Linked DNA regions of Homo sapiens: region 2 is linked to region 1. Evidence: chromatin loops called from intact Hi-C (ENCODE). Cell type or tissue: HCT116. All regions are shown on one strand. Each heading gives the region's core, and the rest is flanking DNA. Links, peaks and the distances in the headings are about the cores only.

What was found. Peaks named below come from ENCODE experiments on the same cell type or tissue, not always from the same donor. Only the 100,000 strongest peaks of a DNase experiment are listed, where the experiment ranks them.
Region 2: it touches region 1 in a loop (5-fold over the local background); 5 of 110 quality-filtered maps call a loop at or near these places.

What each region holds. Positions count from the first base shown.
Region 1 is chr10:92,429,923-92,440,510 of GRCh38, forward strand. No RefSeq gene overlaps it. Among named protein-coding and RNA genes, the nearest start is that of IDE, 140 kb to the right of the region's middle. In HCT116, for the core only: a CTCF peak has its summit at 5,274 (motif pointing left); a DNase peak (open chromatin) is centred at 5,289.
Region 2 is chr10:92,212,313-92,222,900 of GRCh38, forward strand. The region is part of intron 2 of CPEB3 (cytoplasmic polyadenylation element binding protein 3); the gene reads right to left. It also overlaps the pseudogene NHP2P1. Among named protein-coding and RNA genes, the nearest start is that of CPEB3, 73 kb to the right of the region's middle. In HCT116, for the core only: a CTCF peak has its summit at 4,457; a DNase peak (open chromatin) is centred at 4,499; H3K4me3 peaks cover 330 bases; H3K27ac peaks cover 2,139 bases.

The DNA of each region.
Region 1 (10,588 bases), core at 1,637-9,636:
GGACTGAGAAAATGAGCATACAGAAAGAAAAGACAGTTTAAGAAGTTCCTTTTTGGAGCCGGGTGTGGTGGCTCACGCCTGTAATCCCAGCACTTTTGGAGGTTGAGGTGGGCGGATCATGAGGTCAGGAGTTCAAGACCAGCCTGACTAACATGGTGAAACCCCGTCTCTACTAAAAATACAAAAATTAGCGGGGCATGGTGGCATGCTCCTGTGATCCCAGCTACTTGGGAGGCTGAGGCAGGAGAATCACTTGAACCCAGGAGGCAGAGGTTGCAATGAGCTAGAGATCGAGCCACTGCACTCCAGCCTGGGCGACAGAGCGAAGACTCTGTCCCAGGAAAAAAAAAAGGAAGTTCCTTTTTGGACATGGTGAGTTTGAAATGACTGTGCAAAAGTCCAGGTGGAGATAGCCAGGAGGCAGCTGGAAATGAATTTGAGATTCAGGGAGAGATTAGGTTTGGAGATAGAAAGTGGAGAGTTAAGGCCAGGCATGGTGGCTGACGCCTGTAATTCCAGCAATTTGGGAGGCTGAGACTGGCGATCACCTGAGGTTGGGAGTTTGAGAACAGGCTAACATGGAGAAACCACATCTCTACTAAAAATACAAAATTAGCAGGCATGGTGGTGCATGCCTGTAATCCCATCTACTCGGGAGGCTGAGGCAGGAGAATTGCTTGAACCCTGGAGGCGGAGGTTGTGGGGTAAGCCGAGATTGCACCATTGCACTCCAGCCTGGGCAACAAGAGCGAAACTCCAACTTAAAAAAAAAAAGAAAAAAAAAAAGAAAGTTGAGAGTTAACAGCATGTCATAAAATAAAAGCAAGAAAGAAATGTGTAGGAGCAGACCCCAATGAAGTTCAACATTTAATGTCATTTACTTCCTCCTACTTCTTAGTCAATCACCTCTGCCTTATCCAAGTGCACTTCACTTTCCCCTGCGCTGCTTACAGGGATGGCATATGACACAGCCCCAGGGGACACATTACTATGTTGTGCTCCAGGGAGGGCCTGCCTTTGCCTTCATGACCTTTTCCAAGGTGACATCATGTGCCTATAATATCTTTTCTCCATTTGCCAACTCAGTTTTCTCCAATTCCTTAAACAGCCAGTGAATTCACGGAAATCCTCTTCCATTAAATCCTTTTGCTGCAGACCACAGAATAGCAACTATCCTGAATATTCTGACCCCTGAATAGCAAATTACCACTCTGCTGAATCAAAATGTGGAACTCTTACTCGTTCCCAGTTCTTTTTCCAATTAGATGCCTTGTTGTTTACTCTTAAAATCAACTTAGGTCTCTTTCCTTTCTTTCCTCTTTTTCCTTTCTTCCTTTCCTTCCTTTCCTTTCCTTCCCTTCCTTCCTCCCCTTCCTTCCTCTCCTTCCCTTCCTTCCCTTCCCTCCCTTTCTTCCCTCCCTCCCTTCCTTCCTTCTTTCTTTTCTCTTTTTCTTTCATCTTTCTTTCTTTTTTGAGATGAAGTCTCGCTCTGTCACCCAGGCTGGAGTGCAGTGGCACGATCTCGGCTCACTGCAACCTCCACCTCCTGGGTTCAAGTGATTCTCCTGCCTCAGCCTCCTGAGTAGCTGGGATTACAGGCACGCACCACCACACCTGGCTAATTTTTGTATTTTTAGTAGAGACGGGGTTTTACCATGTTGGCCAGGCTGGTCTGGAATGCCTGACCTCGTAATCTGCCCTCCTCAGCCTCCCAAAGTGCTGGGATTATAGACATGAGCCACCACGCCCGGCCTATTTATTTATTTTTGAAACCAGTTCTCACTCTGTCGCCCAGGCTGGAGTGCAGTGGCAAGATCATGGCTCACTGCAGCCTTGACTTACCAGACTGAATCAATCCTCCCATCTCAGCCTCTCAAGTAGCTGGGACAACAGACACGTGCCACCATGCCCGGCTAATGTTTATATTTTTTGTACAGACAGGGCCTTGCCATGTTGCCCAGGCTGGTCTTGACCTTCTGGGCTCAAACCATCTGACTACCTCAGCCTTCCAAAGTGCTGGGATTACAGGTGTGAACCACCATGCCTTACCCAAATTAGGCTTATCTTGATGCAAACACCTTGTTGTCTGTTGCTATTTGGTTTATTGTTTCTGTGTCATTGTCTGTGTGTTCGGCCATAGCAGTGATGTATGTGTCCTGATCTGGTGCTTACCCTGAAGAAATCATAGGCTGTGTCAGGTAGAGCCATGGACAGTCTGGATTATCTAGCACAGTTCTGTTGAAAATATTCATTTGATATGTCAAACTATGCATTTTGTTTTCTTTTTCTTTGTTTTATATAGAATCAGGGTCTCACTATGCTGCCCAGGCTGGTTTTGAACTCCTGGCTTCCCACCTTGGCCTCCCAAAGTGCTGGAATTACAGGTGTGAGCGACCATGCCAAACCCAAACTGTGCATTTTGGCTCAGAAAATGTTGTTAGGGCAGGAACACTTGGCAGATTTCTTGGTATTTACAATTAGGCATTTAATACATACTTTTTAGAAATAACAACAACAACAAAGGAACTTGAGCTTCTCAAGTCTTAGCTTTGTCTAAAGCCCACAGGGTCTCTTTAGAAAGGATAATGTCTAAAATCAACATTATAAATATATTTATGGGAGACTGGTTTGAGTAATAAAACTCCGGTCTCCCGCAAAAATAAATAAAAATAAATAAGTAAATATATTTATGTTCTATATGCCAACATAGCAACTTCTCAGTGATGTTCAGTAAGGGATAAATTCCTCCATTTATTAAGTGTCTAATTGTAAATACCAGGAAATCTGCCAAGTGTTCCTGCCCTAACAACATCGGAGAACAACAGGAAGCCTGATCAACAGTGGCTTTTCCCCTCATAGCAAGTGCAGGGATAGGCAGTCCCCTGTAGTCCCAGCTACTCGGGAGGCTGATCAGCATAAAAGCTGCCCATAGTCGCCATCAGGGAGGGATCCGGGCTGCTCTCACCTGTCCATTCTGTCCTTCTTAGTTACAGTGGCTTTTGTCCTCACACTTGTCATCTCATGGCCAGTGGTGGCTGCTCCACTTCTAAGTTTCATGTCCCCAGGAAGATGGTAGCAAGAATTCGGGGGTGGAGGGACAAGGGAAAAAGACACTTCTTGTACTGAGGTATTGTCATTTTATTCAGGAAGGGAAGCCCTCCTTAGTGATTTCACTTAGATCTCATTGACCATCTCTCCCTACAAGGGAACAGAGAGACGGAGTTTGTAGCTTTTACAGCTTCTGTGACAGAGCTAGACAAGTGAGATGGGAGAAATGATTGGGAGCTACCAATCAAGTACTTCAGACTTAAGAAAAAAATAGAAATCACATTATTGCATCTGCATATTTCCTAAAATCCTGTGAGCAACACATCTTACGCTAATTTACTTGTGCAGATGTTGATTTCTATCTACATAATTTACAGAATGATCTCATTTCAAAAATTTCCACTCCATAAAATATGAACAATATTACACTCCTTTCTTATTTTCAGTTTTGGTGTCAGTTTATATGGTCTATTTTATCAAAGTGAACTAGGAAAAGGATTGAAAATATTTCTAGATTCTAATTCAGGTAATTGGGTGAATAAGAGTTTTTTTTTTTTCTTTTTTGAGATGGAGTCTCGCTCGGTCACCCAGGCTGGAGTGCGGTGGCACAATCTCAGCTCACTGCAACCTCTGCCTCCCGGGTTCAAGCGATTTTCCTGCCTCAGCCTCTCAAGTAGCTGGGATTACCGGCACGCACCACCACGCCCAGATAATTTTTGTATTTTTAGTAGAGATGGGGTTTCACGATGATGGCCAAGCTGGTTTTGAACTCCTGACCTCAAGTGATCTGCCCACCTCGGCCTCCCAAAGTGCTAGGATTACAGGTGTGAGCCACCACGCCCAGCCAAATAAGAGATATTTTTAGCCATGTGTCATTTTTCTTTCTTTCTTTTTTTTTTTTTTTTATGAGATGGGGTATTGCTCTGTTGCCCAGTCTGGAGTACAGAGGCACAATTATAGCTCACAGCAACCTCAAATTCCTGGGCTCAAGCAGTCTTCCTGCCTCAGCCTCTTGAGTTGCTGGTATTACAGGCATGAGCCACCACACCTGGCTGTCATTTTTATTTTACTTTATTATTTTATTTATTTATTTATTTAGAAACAGGATCTCCGTCTGCCTGTCGCCCAGGCTGGAGTGCAGTGACATGATCATGGCTCACTGCAGCCTTGACCTCCTGGGCTCAAGTGATCCTCCCACCTCAGCCTCCAGAGTAGCTGGGACTACAGGTAAGAGCCATCATGCCTGGCTAATTTTTTTATTTTTATTTTTTATAGAAATGAGGTCTCCCTATGTCGTCCAGGCTGGTCTTGGACTCCTGGGCTCGAGCGAGCCTTCTGTTTCAGTCTCCCAAAGTGCTGGGATTTCAGGCATGAGCCACCATATCCAGCCCTGGCTGTCATTTTTAAAGTTAGTTCCTGGTCTTTTCCTCTGAGGTGGCAAAAATTTCTTTGACTGGCAAGCAACAGCACCAAAGGTAATGTTACCTATCTTCCCACGTTTGTCCCCGCTTGGCACATTACATAAATTGGAGTCAGCCAGGTTCCATGGCTCATGCCTATAATCCCAGCAATTTGGGAGGCCAGGATGGGAGGATGGCTTGAGGACAGGAGTTCAAAACCAGCCTGGGCAACATAGTGAGACCCCGCCTCTACAAAAAATAAAAAATTAGGCAAGGTGGTGAGCACCTATAGTCCTAGCTACTCGAGAAGCTGAGCCTGGAGGATCACTTGAGCCCAGGAGTTCCAGGCTGCAGTGAGCTATGATGGAACCACTGCACTCCATCCTGGGAGACAGAAAAAGATCTTGTCTCTAAAAAAAAAAAAAAAAATTAAGGGCTGGGCACAGTGGCTCACGCCTGTAATCCCAGCACTTTGGGAGACCGAGGTGGGCGGATCACGAGGTCAGGAGTTTGAGACCAGCCTGGCCAACATAGTGAAAACCCGTCTCTACTAAAAATACAAAAATTAGCTGGGTGTGGTGGCAGGCACCTGTAGTCCCAGCTACTTGGGAGTCTGAGGCAGGAGAATCGCTTGAACCCAGGAGGAGGAGGTTGCAGTGAGCCGAGACCACGCCATTGCACTCCAGCCTGGGTGACAGAATAAGACTCCGTCTAAAAAAAAAAATTAAAAGAAGAAACCATAAATTGGAGTTGGTGTAGACATAAAGCCAGAGAATGGGTTTTGAGTGTGTGGAGCATTTTTCACTGAGAAGTGCTTTATCTCCATCTTGTGGACAACCTTATCTTTGCAATGTCAGCAGTGGTTCTCTGGCCTTAAACACACATAAGGATCACGAGGAGGACTTGCAAACAATCCAATATCCAGTCCTCTCTACCCCATCCCCACCAACTCAGTTAGTGTAGATATATATTTTATATATATATATGTGTGTGTGTGTGTGTATATATGTGTGTGTGTATATATATGTGTGTGTGTATATATGTGTATATATGTATATATGTGTATATATATGTGTATATATGTATATATATGTGTGTATATATGTGTGTGTGTGTGTGTGTATATATATATATATATATATATATATATATATATGATCTGTAGCTGGGCGATAGGAAGCAGGAAAAAAAAGATCTGTAGCCAACTTTCATATGCAATTAGGGTTAAAAACCAATAAGTTAGAAGAAACTCTAAGTCAGTTATGAATACTGGAACAATCATTCCTTCTATAAGACTGCCATAAAGTAAAAAGAACAATCTCTGTAGGTAAATTATACAATCTTCCAAAGGCCCTTTTACAACTTGCAGAGAGGAAATCAAGGAGTTGCTAGCAATATGAGAAATCTAAACCCAAATCCAAATTGCTTTCTGTGCAACTCTCCCTATGATGAGGCAGAAATGTGCTGAGCAAAGAGACATGCAAATACACACACCATCAGACTTGTCCCTGGGCCAAACTGTGAAGTGGTTTCCACCTGCTTTTGGTATCATATATGTTTCCTGGCTGCTTTCTTGCGTATATCCTTGTTTAATTCTGGTTCTTCTCATGAATGCCAATATTTGCCTGAGGGCACAGGGCCCTGGAAGGCCTCAGGTGCCCACCCAGATCTTGCTTTTCCCTCCATCTTTTCGTTTATTAAAACTTACCTTGCCGGGATCTGATTCTTTCTCAGCTCATTATCTTCTTAAAAAGCTTCTCAAACTAATTCCCAATGACAATGGGTCAGTCTTCATCATAATGCAGGCATTATTGGAATTTTTTTTTTTTTTTTTTTTTTGAGATGAAGTCTCCCTCTGTTGCCCAGGCTGGAATGCAGTGGTGCAATCTAAGCTCACTGCAATCTTTTGCTTCCCGGTTCAAGTGATTCTCCTGCCTCAGCCTCCTAAGTAGCTGGGATCACAGGAGCCCACTATCACGCCCGGCTAAATTTTGTATTTTTAAAAGTAGAAATGGGGTTTCACCATTGTGGTCAGGCTGGTCTCGAACTCCTGACCTCAGGTGATCTGCCTGCCTCAGCCTCCCAAAGTGCTGTGATTACAGGCGTGAGCCACCATGCCCAGCCTGGAATAAAATTTAGTCATTAAAATAGGAGACCAAGTTCTGCTCTGGCAGTGGTTGACTAGATGGTGCTGAAACCTCTCACTGAAAACAAACTAGAAAAGATGTACAATATATACCATTAAGAGTGAAAAGACAAGCCAAAGAGTGATAAATAATAAAAATAACAAAAGAGCTCAGACCCAAAATATATGGGACTCCTACAAATCACTAAGGATTGACAACACAATTAAAAAATGGCTGAGAGGCCAGGCACAGTGCCTCATGCCTGTAATCCCAGCGTTTTGGGAGGCCAAGCAAAATCACTTGAGACCAGGAGTTCAAAATTAGACTGGGCAACATAGCAAGACCCCTGTCTCTACAAAAAAATTAAAAAATCAGCTGGGCATGGTTGGGCACAGTGGCTCACGCCTGTAATCCCAGCACTTTGCGGGGCTGAGGCGGGTGGATCATCTGAGGTCAGGAGTTCAAGGCCAGCCTGACCAACATGGTGAAACCCCATCTTTACTAAAAATACGAAAAGTTGACAAGGTGTTAACTTTTCTCATATTGCTAGCAACTCCTTGATTTCCTCTCTGCAAGTTGTAAGAGGGCCTTTGGAAGATTATATAATTTACCTACAGAGATTGCCTCGGGACGCTGAGGCAGGAGAATCATTTGAACCCGGGAGGCGGAGGTTGCAGTGAGCCGAAATGGCACCACTGCACCCCAGCCTGGGCGACAGAGCAAGACTCTGTCTCAAAAAAAAAAAAAAAGAAAAGAAAAGAAAAGAAAAAGGCCGGGTGCAGTGGCTCATGCCTGTAATCCTAGCACTTTGGGAGGCCGAGGTGGGCGGATCACCTGAGGTCAGGAGTTCGAGACCAGCCTGACCAACATGGAGAAACCTCATCTCTACTGAAAATACAAAGTTCACCGGGGGTGGTGGCGCATGCCTATAATCCCAGGTATTCGGGAGTTTGAGGCAGGAGAATCGCTTGAACCCGGGAGACGGAGGTTGCAGTGAGCCGAGATCGTGCCATTGCACTCCAGCCTGGGCAGTAAGAGTGAAACTCCATCTCAAAAAATAAAATAAAATAAGCTGGGCATGATGGCACACACCTGTAGTCCTAGCTACTTGGAAGGCTGAGGTGGGAGGATTGTTTTAGCCCAGGATTTTGAGGCTGCAGTGAGCTATGACTGCATCACTGCACTCTAGCCTGGGTGACAGAAAGAGACCCTGTCTCAAAAAAAAATTGGTGAAAGACTTCACAAAAGGGAACACTGAAAAGTCAATACACATGAAAAGTTTCTTAAGCTCATTATATGCAAAGAAATGCTAATTAAAACCACAGTGTATATACCTACTACACCCATGAGAATGGCCAAAATTTAAAAGACTAACAGTTGGTCCAAGAGTTGTGGGTTGTTAAGCTGATTAATATTGTCTCCCTCTACAACCATGCTTGACTCCAAAAAATAAAGAAAATAAAAAATAAAAATACTGGCCAGGTGCAGTGGCTCACGCCTGTAATCCCAGCACTTTGGGAGGCTGAGGCAGGCGGATCACGAGGTCAGGAGATCGAGACCATCCTGGCTAACATGGTGAAATCCCGTCTCTACTGAAAATACAAAAAATTAGCCGGGCGTGGTGGTGGGCGCCTGTAGTCCCAGCTACTCGGGAGGCTGAGGCAGGAGAATGGCATGAACTCACGAGGCAGAGCTTGCAGTGAGCTGAGATTGCGCCACTGCACTCCAGCCTGGGGGACAGAGCAAGACTGCGTCTCAAAAATAAATAAATAAATAAATATAAATAAATAAATAATAAATAAAAATAAAAAGACTAACAATACCAAGTGATGGTAAACAGCTGAAACTCTCATACCCTGCTGTGAGAGTGTAAATTCGCATAGTCACTTTGGAAAACTGTTTAGTTGTATCTGCTAAAGTTGCTCACACACATGTATCCTATGACTTTGCAATTTCACCTGTTACAGAAATAGATGCAGATACGTACCAAAGACATGTTTTTGTTGTTGTTGTTTTTGAGACAGAATTTCGCTTTTGTTGCCCAGTCTGGAGTGCAATGGTGGGATCTGGGCTCACCACAACCTCCGCCACCCAGGTTTAAGCGATTCTCCTGCCTCAGCCTCCCGAGTAGCTGGGATTACAGACATGCACCACCATGCCCAGCTAATTTTGCATTTTTAGTAGAGATGGGATTTCTCCACTTTGGTCAGGCTGGTTTCAAACTCCCAACCTCAGGTGATCCGCCCACCTCAGCCTCCCAAAGTGCTGGGATTACAGGCATGAGCCACTGTGCCTGGCATCAAAGACATGTTTTAAAATGTTTAAAAATAGGCTGGGCGCAGGCCAAGATGGCGCCACTGCACTCCAGCCTGGGTGACACAGCGAGACTCCGTCTAAAAAATAAATAAATAAATAAAATAAAATTATTGAGATGTACCTGGAAGTGCTCCTCAAACTTTACTGTATGTTTGACTCACCTGGAGATCTTGTTAAAAGGTAGATTTTATCCAGTAGTCTGCGGCAAGCTCCAGTTGATGCCCACACTGGTCCACCGAGCATGCTTTGACTAGCAAGGACCTAGGGCGCTTCCCAAACTATGTTCCACCAACAGTAACGTTTTGCAAAGTGTTGACATTATTAAATTACTAAAATATAATAAAAATTTACTTTAAAAACATAATACTGGCTGGGTACAGTGGCTCATGCCTATAATCCCCATACTTTGGGAGGCCGAGGCAGGAGGATCACTTGAACTCAGGAGTTTGAGACTAGCCTGGGCAACAAAATGAGACCCCATCTCTACAAAAAATTCAAAAATTAGCTGGATGTGGTGGTGCATGCCTGTAGTCCCAACTACTGGAGAGACGAAGTGGGAGGCTGGCTTGAGCCTGGGAGGCAGAGGTTGCAGGGGGCCAAGATCGCGTCACTGCACTCCAGCCTGGGCAACAGAGCCCGACTCTGTCTTAAACGCGCACACACACACACACACACTCTCTCTCTCTCTCTCTCTCTCTCTCTCTCTCTCTCTCTCTATATATATATATATATATATATATAATTTTCAGGTTACTCTTATTTTGTAAGAATTTGTTTTTAAAAGTCAGTGTGCCATAGCAGAGAATAATAACCTCATAAACATAAAGCTCAGTAAACAACTATGTGCCAGGTACTGTGACACTACCTAATTTAATCCAGAAGAATATGCCTGGAAGTGGCAGGAAAGGTCATCCCATGATGAACATGAGCTCTCTGACACTTCGCTGGAAAAGCAGCACTTAGCAATTGGCATCTCTGTGATGGATTGTCTATTGATGGGGCTGGAAAACTTCTGTAAAACACTAGGTGGTAAATATTTAGGCTTTCTGGATATTGAGACTCAGGAAATGCTACCTCAAAGCGAAAGCCTCAGAAGCAGCTCTCTCTGACCTCCTCCTGCCCTCCTGTCTCTTCCCCGCTTTCTCCCCCAGGGCATGCCACGGAAACTAGAATCCTTCTTCTCCACAGTGGGTTATAAAGCCTAAAAACATTACTCTAACCTCTCCCCACCTTTCTGTCTAGAGATGGTCATAAAGAAATTCCCTGACCTATCTGGCTTGACAGTAGGTCATAAGACCCCCATTCCAGGATCCTGTTCCATACCTGAGAGGAAGAAATGCTACAACAGAGACACCAAGAAGAACCTCAACAGACAGGTCTTGCTGGGCTTCCTCCTCTCGGTCTACTACATTAGATCACACCCTTTGCCACAGTTGTACATGACTGTCCACTCTTCATTGCATCGAAGCATACAAATGGACAGTTTTTCCTATATCTCTGGGTCTTCATTTTGAAGGCTCCCATGTCATGTAAAACCATGATTAAATAAACTTGTTACACTTTTCTCTTGTTAACCGTCTCTTTTGTTATAGAAGTGTCTGCTGCGACCCTTATGATGGGAAGAAAAGGTATCACACCCTTTTCACCCCTACACAGATCATAGGGTCTGTATCATAACTACTAAGCTCTGCCATTATA
Region 2 (10,588 bases), core at 962-8,961, 220 kb before region 1:
CAACTTCAGCTCACTGCAACCTCCACTTCCCAGGTTCAACCAATTCTCCTGCCTCAGCCTCCCAAGTAGCTGGGATTACAGGCACTCACCACTGCCCAGCTAATTTTTGTGTTTTTAATAGAGATGGGGTTTCACCATGTTGGCCAGGCTGGTCTCAAACTCCTGACCTCAGGTGATCCACTCACCTCGGTCTCCCAAAGTGCTGGGATTACAGGTGTGAGCCACTTTGCCCAGCCTAAAACAATATATCCTCATTGTCCAATATAGTAGCCACTAACCACATGTGGCTATTGAGCACTTGAAATGTCGCTAGAATAAACTGAGATGTGCTGTATTTGTAAAGTACCCACCGGATTTCAAAGACTTAGTACAAAAAAAAGTAAAACATCTCATTAATAATTTTTGTATTGATCATGTGTTGAAATAACATTTCACATATAGAGGTTAAATAAAATATATTAGTAAAATTAATTTCAGCCAAGCATGGTGGCTCACACCTATAATCCCAGCACTTTGGGAGGCCAAGGTGAGATGATCACTTAAAGCCAGAAGTTCCAGACCAGCCTGGGCAACATAGCAAGACCCCATCTCTACAAAAAATAAATAAAATTTAAAAAATTTCAAGTGTTTCTTTTTACTTTTCAAATGTGCCACTAGAAAATTTAAAATGATCTATGTAGCTTGCAGTCTATTTCTTTGGACAGCACTGCTATAGACAGAGTTCATGGTAACTCTGCTTAAATTCCTGCATTCCGAAGTTTCAGCAACTAGGCCAGTTTATACATTTTACCAATCCCCACCCAAATCTTGTTTACTTCTGCCCTAAAACCACATTATGAGTAACCCCAGGCCCCAAAACCTTATTAAGTACCCTAACTTCTCCCATCCTAAGACACTCCTTCTTCTAAGATACTCCTGAGGCTCTGTCAAGGTAGTGCTTGCTCAGCAAGTTTAGGAAACTCAGTTTCATATAATTAACAGATTTCCCTAGTGGTGTTTACATGGGGCTTTAACAAAAGTCAATGAATAAGAATTGTAAAGTGAAATAAGTTGTGTTGGAGATTCATTAAGTTTAACAAACAGAAACAATGATGATCGGTTTGAAAAGGGTAATTTATAAATAAGTTGTTCTGTCTAATGATTTAAATTACCAAAATTAAAATCCATACTTGTAGCAATCTACCTTATTTCGGTTCCTGGAATGGTAGAGTAGGAGAACATAAGATTAATGTAGAAACAACAGGCATAATATATCAATTTCATTGAAGCTGGAATCTTAAGAACAGGCTATAAACATGTCCTAAATTTTTAGACTTTGTAGAACCTTACTATTTTTATGATTTGACACTTAACTCCTGACTGGGTCTTTAAAGCAGATTTTAAATGAAACACAAAACAAACATGGCCATCTCCACTACTTTTTCCAACAGTCTCAGGACTCAGTAGAACACTATGTTAAAGCCCAACAACTAGGGTAAATCTCCTAGTCTAGAGCTAATTATAATATGGCAAATTAGTTGAAGTCCACCAAATCTCCCCAGCACAAAGTGAATTATACCCTGCCATTTTGACTGCAATTCATGGTCACATTTAAACTCCAGAATTACAGAAATATAAGCCATACTTCTAAAAAGCCAAATTTATCCCCAAAATCACCAAACAGAAAACCATACATATGACTCAACTTTCAACTTTTTACCATTGCACACATATTAATCTCAAGTAACACACAACCATTTTCATTTTCCACCAAATAGTCACCCATCCCACCTGCTATGGACTGAATGTCCCCCAAAATTCATGACTTGAACTTAATCTCCATTGTGGTGATATTAAGAGGTGGGGGGCCTTTTGGGAAGTGATTAAGTCATGAGGGCTCCACCCTCATGCATGGATTAGTGCCTTATAAAAGGGTTAGAGGGAACCAGCTTAGACCCTTTTTGACTTTCCATCCCTCTGTCATGTGAAGACTCAGCATGCTCTTTGGAGAATGCACCAACAAGGCACTATCTTGGAAGCAGAGAGGAGCCCTCACCAGACATCAAACCCACTGGCAACTTTGATCTTGGACTTCCCAGCCTCCAGAACTGTGAGGAAATAAATTTCTGTTCTTTGTAATTACCCAAACTGTGGTATTTTTGTTACAGCAACACAAATGAACTAAGATACCACTCAATTTTTTTTTTTTAAGATGAAGTCTCACTCTGTCCCGCAGGCTGGAGTGCAGTGGCGTGATCTCAACTCACTGTAACCTCCGCCTCCCAGGTTCAAGCGATTCTCCTGCCTCAGTCCCCCAAGTAGCTGGGATTACAGGCATGCACCACGACATCTGGCTAATTTTTTTTGTATTTTTACTAGAGATGAGGTTTCACCATATTGGCCAGGCTGGTCTCAAACTCCTGACCTCACGTGATCCGCCCACCTCGGCCTCTCAAAGTGCTGGGATTACATGCATGAGCCACTATGCCTGGCTCAAATTTATTTTAACAATTTTTTTTTCAACTTTCCCAGCATTCCTAACATCAGTAAAAGTTTTTTGTTATTTCTTTTTTTTGAGACAGAGTCTCACTCTGTCACCCAGCTGGAGTGCAGTGGTGCAATCTTGGCTCACTGCAGCCTCTGCTTCCTGGGTTCAAGTGATTCGCATGCCTCAGCCTCCCAAGTAGCTGGAATTACAGGCATATGCCACCATATCTGGCTAATTTTTGTATTTTTAGTGGAGGCGGGGTTTTGCCATGTTGGCCAGGCTAGTCTCAAACTCCTGACCTCAAGTGATCCACCCACCTTGGCCACCCAAAGTGCTGGCATCACAGACGTGAGCCACAGTGCCAAGCCAAGATTTTTTTTTTTTTTTTTTTGAGACGGAGTCTCACTCTGTTGCCCGGGCTAGAGTGCAGTAGTGCAATCTCAGCTCACTGCAACTTCAACCTCCTGGGTTCAATCGATTCTCCTGCCTCTGCCTCCTAAGTAGCTGGGATTACAGGCGCCCACCACTACACCCAGCTAATTTTTCGCATTTTTAGTAGAGATGGGGTTTCACCATGTTGGCCAGGCTGGTCTTGAACTCCTGATCTCCTGATCCGCCCACCACAGCCTCCCAAAGTGCTGGGATTACAGGCATGAGTCACTGCACCTGGCTTTTTTTTTTTAGACGGAGTCTCACTCTGTCACCAGGCTGCAGTGCAGTGGTGTGATCTTGACTCACTGCAACCTCCACCTCCCGGGTTCAAGCGATTTTCCTGCCTCTGCCTCCTGAGTAGCTGGGATTACAGGCGCCCACCACTACGCCCAGCTAATTATCTGTATTTTTAGTAGAGATGGGGTTTCACTGTGTTGGCCAGGCTGGTCTCAAACTCCTGACCTCATGATCTGTCTGCCTCGGTCTCCCAAAGTGCTGGAATTACAGGCATGAGCCATGGCGCCTGGCTTTTTTTTTTTTTTTTTTTCTTTTTTTTGAGAACAAGTCTCACTCTGTCACCAGGCTGGAGTGCAGTGGCACGATCTCGGCTCACTGCAACTTCCACCTCCCAGGTTCAAGCGATTCTCTTGCCTCAGCCTCCCGAGTAGGCTGGAACTACAGGTGCGTGCCACCACATGCAGCTAATTTTTGTATTTTTAGCAGAGACAGGGTTTCACCATGTTGGCCAGGATGGTCTCCATCTCCTGACCTCATGATCCACCTGCCTCGGCCTCCCAAAGTGTTGGGATTACAGGCCTGAGCCACCGCGCCCAGCTCATTTTTTTTTTTTTTAATAAGCGAAGATATCAGATACTCTCTAAATCCTATGAAACCTGAACTAGAACATCAGAATTAAAATCATTTAAATATATATATATTTTGATGGCTGGGTGCAGTGGCTCACGCCTGTAATCCCAGCACTTTGGGAGGCCGAGGAGCACGGATCACAAGGTCAAGAGATCAAGATCATACTGGCCAACATGGTGAAACCCCATCTCTACTAAAAACATAAAATTTGGCTGGGCAGCCTCCCTGGGACTAGGTTTCAGCGGCCGCTGCGATGACCAAAATAAAGGCAGATCCCGAAGGGCCCGAGGCTCAGGCGGAGGTGTGTTCCGGGGAGCGCACCTACCAGGAGCTGCTGGTCAACCAGAACCCCATCGCGCAGCTCCTGGCTTCTCGCCGCCTCAAGCGGAAGCTCTACAAATGCATTAAGAAAGCGGTGAAGCAGAAGCAGATTCGGCGCGGGGTGAAAGAGGTTCAGAAATTTGTCAACAAAGGAGAAAAAGGGATCATGGTTTTGGCAGGAGACACACTGCCCATTGAGGTATACTGCCATCTCCCAGTTAGGTGTGAGGACCGAAATCTGCCCTATGTCTATATCCCCTCTAAGACGGACCTGGGTGCAGCCACAGGCTCCAAGCGCCCCACCTGTGTGATAATGGTCAAGCCCCACGAGGAGTACCAGGAGGCTTACGACGAGTGCCTGGAGGAGGTGCAGTCCCTGCCCCTACCCCTATGAGGAGCTCCGGTAGCACCTGGGCACCTGCCGCTGGAAGCTACTGGGCTGACGGCAGGACGACTGGCTGTCCTCCTGCCCACCCACACTGACGGCATCTTCCCAGTTCCCCAAGGCACGCCTTCTTACCAGGCAGCTCTAACAGCCCTTTCATGAAGGTAATGCTAGTCTTCTGTCCATCAGTGCCATTTCCTGTAGAACTAAAGGCTGTTCCAAGAATGTAGGGTGGAGAAAGTAAATGCTAAGACTAAAAAAAAAAAAAAAAAAATTGGCTGGGCATAGTGGTATGCGCCTGTAGTCCGAGCTATTCGGGAGGCTGAGGCAAGAGAATCACTTGAACCTGGGAGGCGGAGGTTACGGTCAGCCAAGATCATGCCACTGCACTCCAGCCTGGCGACACAGCGAGACTCTGCCTCAAAAAAAAAAAAAAAAAAAAAAAAAAAATTATATATATATATACACACACACACACACACACACACATATATATATGCACAGAATAAAATTCCCAACTTGAGAGCCATGCACTAATGATATAAACCACTATGGTGGCATCTAAATTTAACATATTTAATTGATTTATCAATATGATGATTCACAATAAATTCTGCAACTTTGACTCCCAGCATGCTTTTCAAGTCTCTACCATCAATGAATACTCAAGAAATCAAATTAAATTCATATTAACAAGCTGGGCGTGGTGGCTCATGCCTGTAATCCCAACACTTTGGGAGGCCAAGGTGGGTGGATCACCTGAGGTCAGGAGTTCGAGACCAGCATGACCAACATGGAGGAACCCCGTCTCTACTAAAAATACAAAAATTAGCTGGGCGTGGTGGCACATGCCTGTAATCCCAGCTACTCAGGAGGCTGAGGCAGGAGAATCACTTGAACCTGGGAGGCACAGGTTGCGGTGAGCCAAGATCGTGCCATTGCACTCCAGCCTGGGCAACAAGCGCAAAACTGCGCCTCAAAAAAATAATAAAAAAAAAATAAATTCATTTTAACAACAAATGATTATAAATGACCACTGACAAAACAGTATTTCAAAATCAAAGAGGTCAGGCCTGTAATTCCAGGACTTTGTGAAACTGAGGCAGTAAAACAGCTTGAGCCCAGGAGTTCAAGACCAGCCTGGCCAACATGGCAAAACCCCGTTTCTACAAAAAATTATCTGGGCATGATGGTCCACACCTGTAGTCCTAGCTACACAGGAGGCTGAGATGGGAGGATCGCCTGATCCCAAGAAGGCAAGGCTTCACTGAGCTGTGATTACACATCAGTACGCTGCAGCCTGGGTAAAAGAGTGAGACCCTATCTCAAAAAACAACAACAAGGCCGGGCACAGTGGCTCACACCTGTAATCCCAGCACTTTGGGAGGCCGAGGTGGGCAGATCACGAGGTCAGGAGTTTGAGACCAGCCTGACCAACATGGTGAAACCTCGTCTCTACTAAAAATACAAAAATTAGCCCAGAGTGGCGGCACACACCTGTAATCCCAGCTACTTGGGAAGCTAAGGCAGGAGAATCGCCTGAACCTGGGAGGTGGAGGTCGCAGTGAGCTGAGATCGCGCCACTGCACTCCAGCCTGTGCTACAGAGCAAGATTCCATCTCAAAACAAACAAACAGACAAACAAACACCAAAAACAAAATCAAAGAGAAATTTTGACTTTTAGATCACTGATACGACTTTGCCATTACATGGCCAATTGAAAATGTCTCCTACTCAATCTTACAGGATGCATGGATATATGTGCATATGTGTATGCCTAGGTATATAAAAAATTGAGACATGGGTCTGTGTTTTAATGAAAACCATTACAAGCATAGATCCTGTTCTCCAGCCTACCCACAAGTGAACTACCCACAGTAGGCCAACATAAACTGTCAAACAAAGACCTTTTGTGAAACCTATAGAGTAAGAACAATAGAGATTGTCATAGGGTGCTCTATAGCATGAAGAGATGCTCTCATTCACTCCAGGTCCTGACCTCACAGCAGTTCCACTTCCCCACCTTTTCTTTTTTTTTTTCTCTTTTCAGACAGGGTCTCAAATCTGCCACCCAGGCTGGAGCGCAGTGGTATGATCACAGCTCGCTGCAGCCTCGACTTCCTAAGGCTCAGGTGAACATAGACCTATAGTGCATAACTTTTCTATATATCTTTTTATAATACTGACTACTGTAAAAAGCCATCAGTCCAGATTATTAATAATATGTGCAATGCAAATTATGTTGAACACACTTTCTTTGATGGTTTAGAACAAACGAAGTGTCTTCGGGGCATCATGAATATTATGATCATGCCCCAAGAGATTAAAAGATTCGGTTTTGAACTTGCTTATGACACCCCTAGAAGAAAATTCTTAATATAAATTCCTAATATCAGCTTGCTTGCCTATGGCTTGCTTGAATAAAACTGGAATATAAAATGGGCAATTGCTTAACTTCTTGGACTGTATAAAATGGCTGCCCTTTTAAATATTTAATTATTGTAACAAAAGCTGAAGCATCCTTTTACCCAGCTTTGTCCTCTTTGCTGAAATCTTCACTGTCTTTCAGTGTCCTTTGATGTCTCAGTATTCAATACATTCTCTATTATTTATGTCCCACTAACAGAATATGTCACCTCAACCCCCTTGTATGCTTCAACCTTCCATTATACCTCACAATGTGAAGGAATAAATTCACTATCAAGAGATTTTTCTGCCTTTAATCCTAACCACAGGCCTTGAATTTTTGACCTTAAGCTATAATTTCCTAAAAGCTGTTTTCTACTTTTCACATATAACGAATCTCAGCCTAACGCAGAATATCAGATATCCCGTTACATTTTAAAATGAAAACCTTGTGTTATACCTGCATGATTCACCTACCTTAAAATAGCTACTCTGGAATAACATTTCATATTCTAGATCACACCAGAGTTAATAGGTAAAATGAATCATCTACACTGGCAAATAAGCAGAAAACAGGCAGTAAGCTCTAAAATGTTAACTAAATAATTTTATTACCTTCTGATGAGCTCATATCTTTGAAATGTTGAGAAATTCTAGATCAAAATATGATAAAAGTCAATCTCCAGGCCGGGCATGGTGGCTCACGCCTGTAATCCCAACACTTTGGGAGGCTGAAGTGGGCAGATCACCTGAGGTCAGGAGTTCGATACCAGCCTGGCCAATGTGGCAAAACCCCATCTCTGCTAAAAATACAAAAATTAGCCAAGTGTGGTGGCGCATGCCTGTCGTCCCAGCTACTCCGGAGGCTGAGCCAGAAATGTTTGAACCCAGGAGGTGGAGGTTGCGGTGAGCGGAGATTGGGCCACTGCACTCCAGACTAGGCAATAAAGATTCCGTCTCAAAAAAAAAAATCAATCTCCCACCCAGCCCCAAATCTTCTAAAATGTTAAATTTGTAATGCGTATGAAAGTAAAATTTAAAACTTTCCATTCACTAAAAGTCTTAGTTTGTAACCACCTGAAGTATTAGCACAATTAATCTGTCTTTGTTCTGTCTAAAATTAACACAAAGTTTAATTTGGCAAATATTCAAAATAATGTTTCATCAGCATTGTAAAATCATTGAAATTACTTAGATTGTGTTTCTGCAGCATAAGAGCCAACGATTTTTAACTAGATTCAACTATTTTGATAATGCCATTCCATAGATGGCATTAATAGTAAAGCCTTCCCCACCCCACCCCCATCCCACCCAGATAACTTTTTTCCTTTTAAATGAGCACTATGGCAATGAAGTACCTGGTAAACCTACACCTTAAACTGCCATGTTAAAAAAAAAAAAAAACCTCCTTCCAAAACAAGTAAACAAGACAGGATCCTTTTGTTTTCATTTACATATACATAGACCATCATGCTGAAAAAGAGTTTAGAGCTGGCAAAAGTCTAGTCAATTGTTCTTACCAGGCCTTGATGTTAAACATCTTAAACAAATTGCATTCCGAAATGCTCTTTTGTTAAACTGGCTGTTTACCAATAGAAACAAAGTAACAGATGATGGTTAGGTTTCCATTCTAGCCTGTAAGTAGTAGATAATTGGTTACAAAGCTAAACAAAGACACAGAAAACCGTACATAATCTACAAGTCTAGCATGCTTCTCTGAGTTGAAAGTCTACCAGTGAGACCCAGGAACTAGGCCTCTCACAGATGCCCCTCTGCTCCAGAAATCACCAACTCCTACTACTTTCCCCAGCTCTATTTTCCACTCCTTTCATTAGGTTACAATAGTAGGAACAGACCTTAGGTCATAACACCACCAAATAAGTGAATGCAGAGTAGAAATGTTCCCCTAAAGAGAGGAGGTCATTTGAACAAACAGCAATACCTGTCAAGTTAATATTTCTGAGTTATAACTCCTGTACCAGAAATGTAACAACATCTCACTCTTGAATCAAAACTTTCAGGCCAGGTGTGGTGACTTGTGCCTGTAATCCCAGCATTTTGGGAGGCCATGGCAGGTGGATCACTTGAGGTCAGGAGTTCGAGACCACCCTGGACAATATGATGAAACCCCATCTGTACTAAAAATACAAAAAATAGCTGGGCATGGTGGCAGGTGCCTGTAATCCCAGCTACTCGGGAGGCTGAGACAGGAGAATCTCTTGAGCCCGAGAGGCAAAGCCTGCAGTGAGACGAGATCACGCCAGTGCACTCCAGCCTGGACAACAGAGCAAGACTCCATCTCAAAAAAATAAAAACTCTCAAATTCATTTATTTATTCAAATATATAATAAGCATCTACTACAGCTGAAGCTTTGCTGCTGTGGTCTGAATGTGGTATACCCCCAAAATGCACATGTTGAAATTTACTCCCCATTGTGATAGTATTAAGAGGTGGGGCCTTCGAGGAAGTAATTAAGTCATGGAGGCTCTGCCCTCATTAATGGGGTTAGAGCTTTTATAAGAAAGAGAGGCTTGTAGTCCCAGCTACACAGAAGGCTGAGGCAGGAGGATAGCTTGAGCCCAGGAGTTCAAGTCCAGAATGGGCAGTACAATGAGACCCCATCTCTTAAAAGAGGGAGAGAGAGAGAGAGACATTGATTGAAGGGTGTGTGTTTGCCCCTTCTGCCATGTGAGGACACAGAAAGAGGCACCATTCATGAAGCAGAGAACGAGCCTTTACCAGACAATGAATCAGCTAGTGCCTTTATCTTGGACTTTCTAGCCTCTATAATTGTGAGAAGTATTAAAATTTCTATTATTTATAAATTACCCCATCGAAGACGTTCACTTACCTGACTTTCCAGATTAATCTCTGTGTTTTATCTTCCCTATAAAAAATATCCACAGCACATTCAACAGCCGTGACCAATAAGACCATAAATTTCTGTCCAACAGATGAATTGCAAGCTTACCTAGAGATGGTAAAGGTTTGTCTCCAAACCTCTTTTTTTTTTTTTTTAATTTTTCATAGAGATGGGATCTTCTTATGTTGCCCAGGCTGGTCTCGAACTACCGAGTTCAAGCAATCCACCCACCTCAGCCTCCCAAAGTGCTGGGATTACAGGTATGAGCCACTGCACTCAGTTCTAAACCTTTTTAATGTCAGTATTATTGTAATTATGTGACTTAAATATATGCAAACCAATGAAATGAATGCCAAAAAATTATTTGATGAAAAGCAATTTGAATTTGCTAGATTTGAATTTAGAAAAAGCTAGATACAACAGCAATCAGGTTTCATTTATTCAAAACGTTATCAAAGTTCAGCAGGAATTCTCTCAGCTCTGAAGAGGGAAAAAGAGAAATTTTAAGAGATGTCTATGTTTTAAAATCTTAAAACTTTGCATTGGGTGCCATGTTGTTGGGTGCCATGTAGCAGTGCTTTTACTCTGTATCTGTAATTCTTAACCATTTTTAAGTTATGGACCCCTTTGAAAATTTAATGAATGTTACAGCTCACTTCTCTCCCTGGAAATACAAATGGAGACATAAAATGCAGTTCTGATGGCTCCTGTACCCTTTTACCCACCTCTGCCTCAAAGCTCATCAACCTATGACTCTACACACCCCAAGCTGCAAAGCATTTCATCACCTTTATACCCATTTAGAAAACTATGCCTTGTATTAGAACAGCAGAACTAAATTCCATA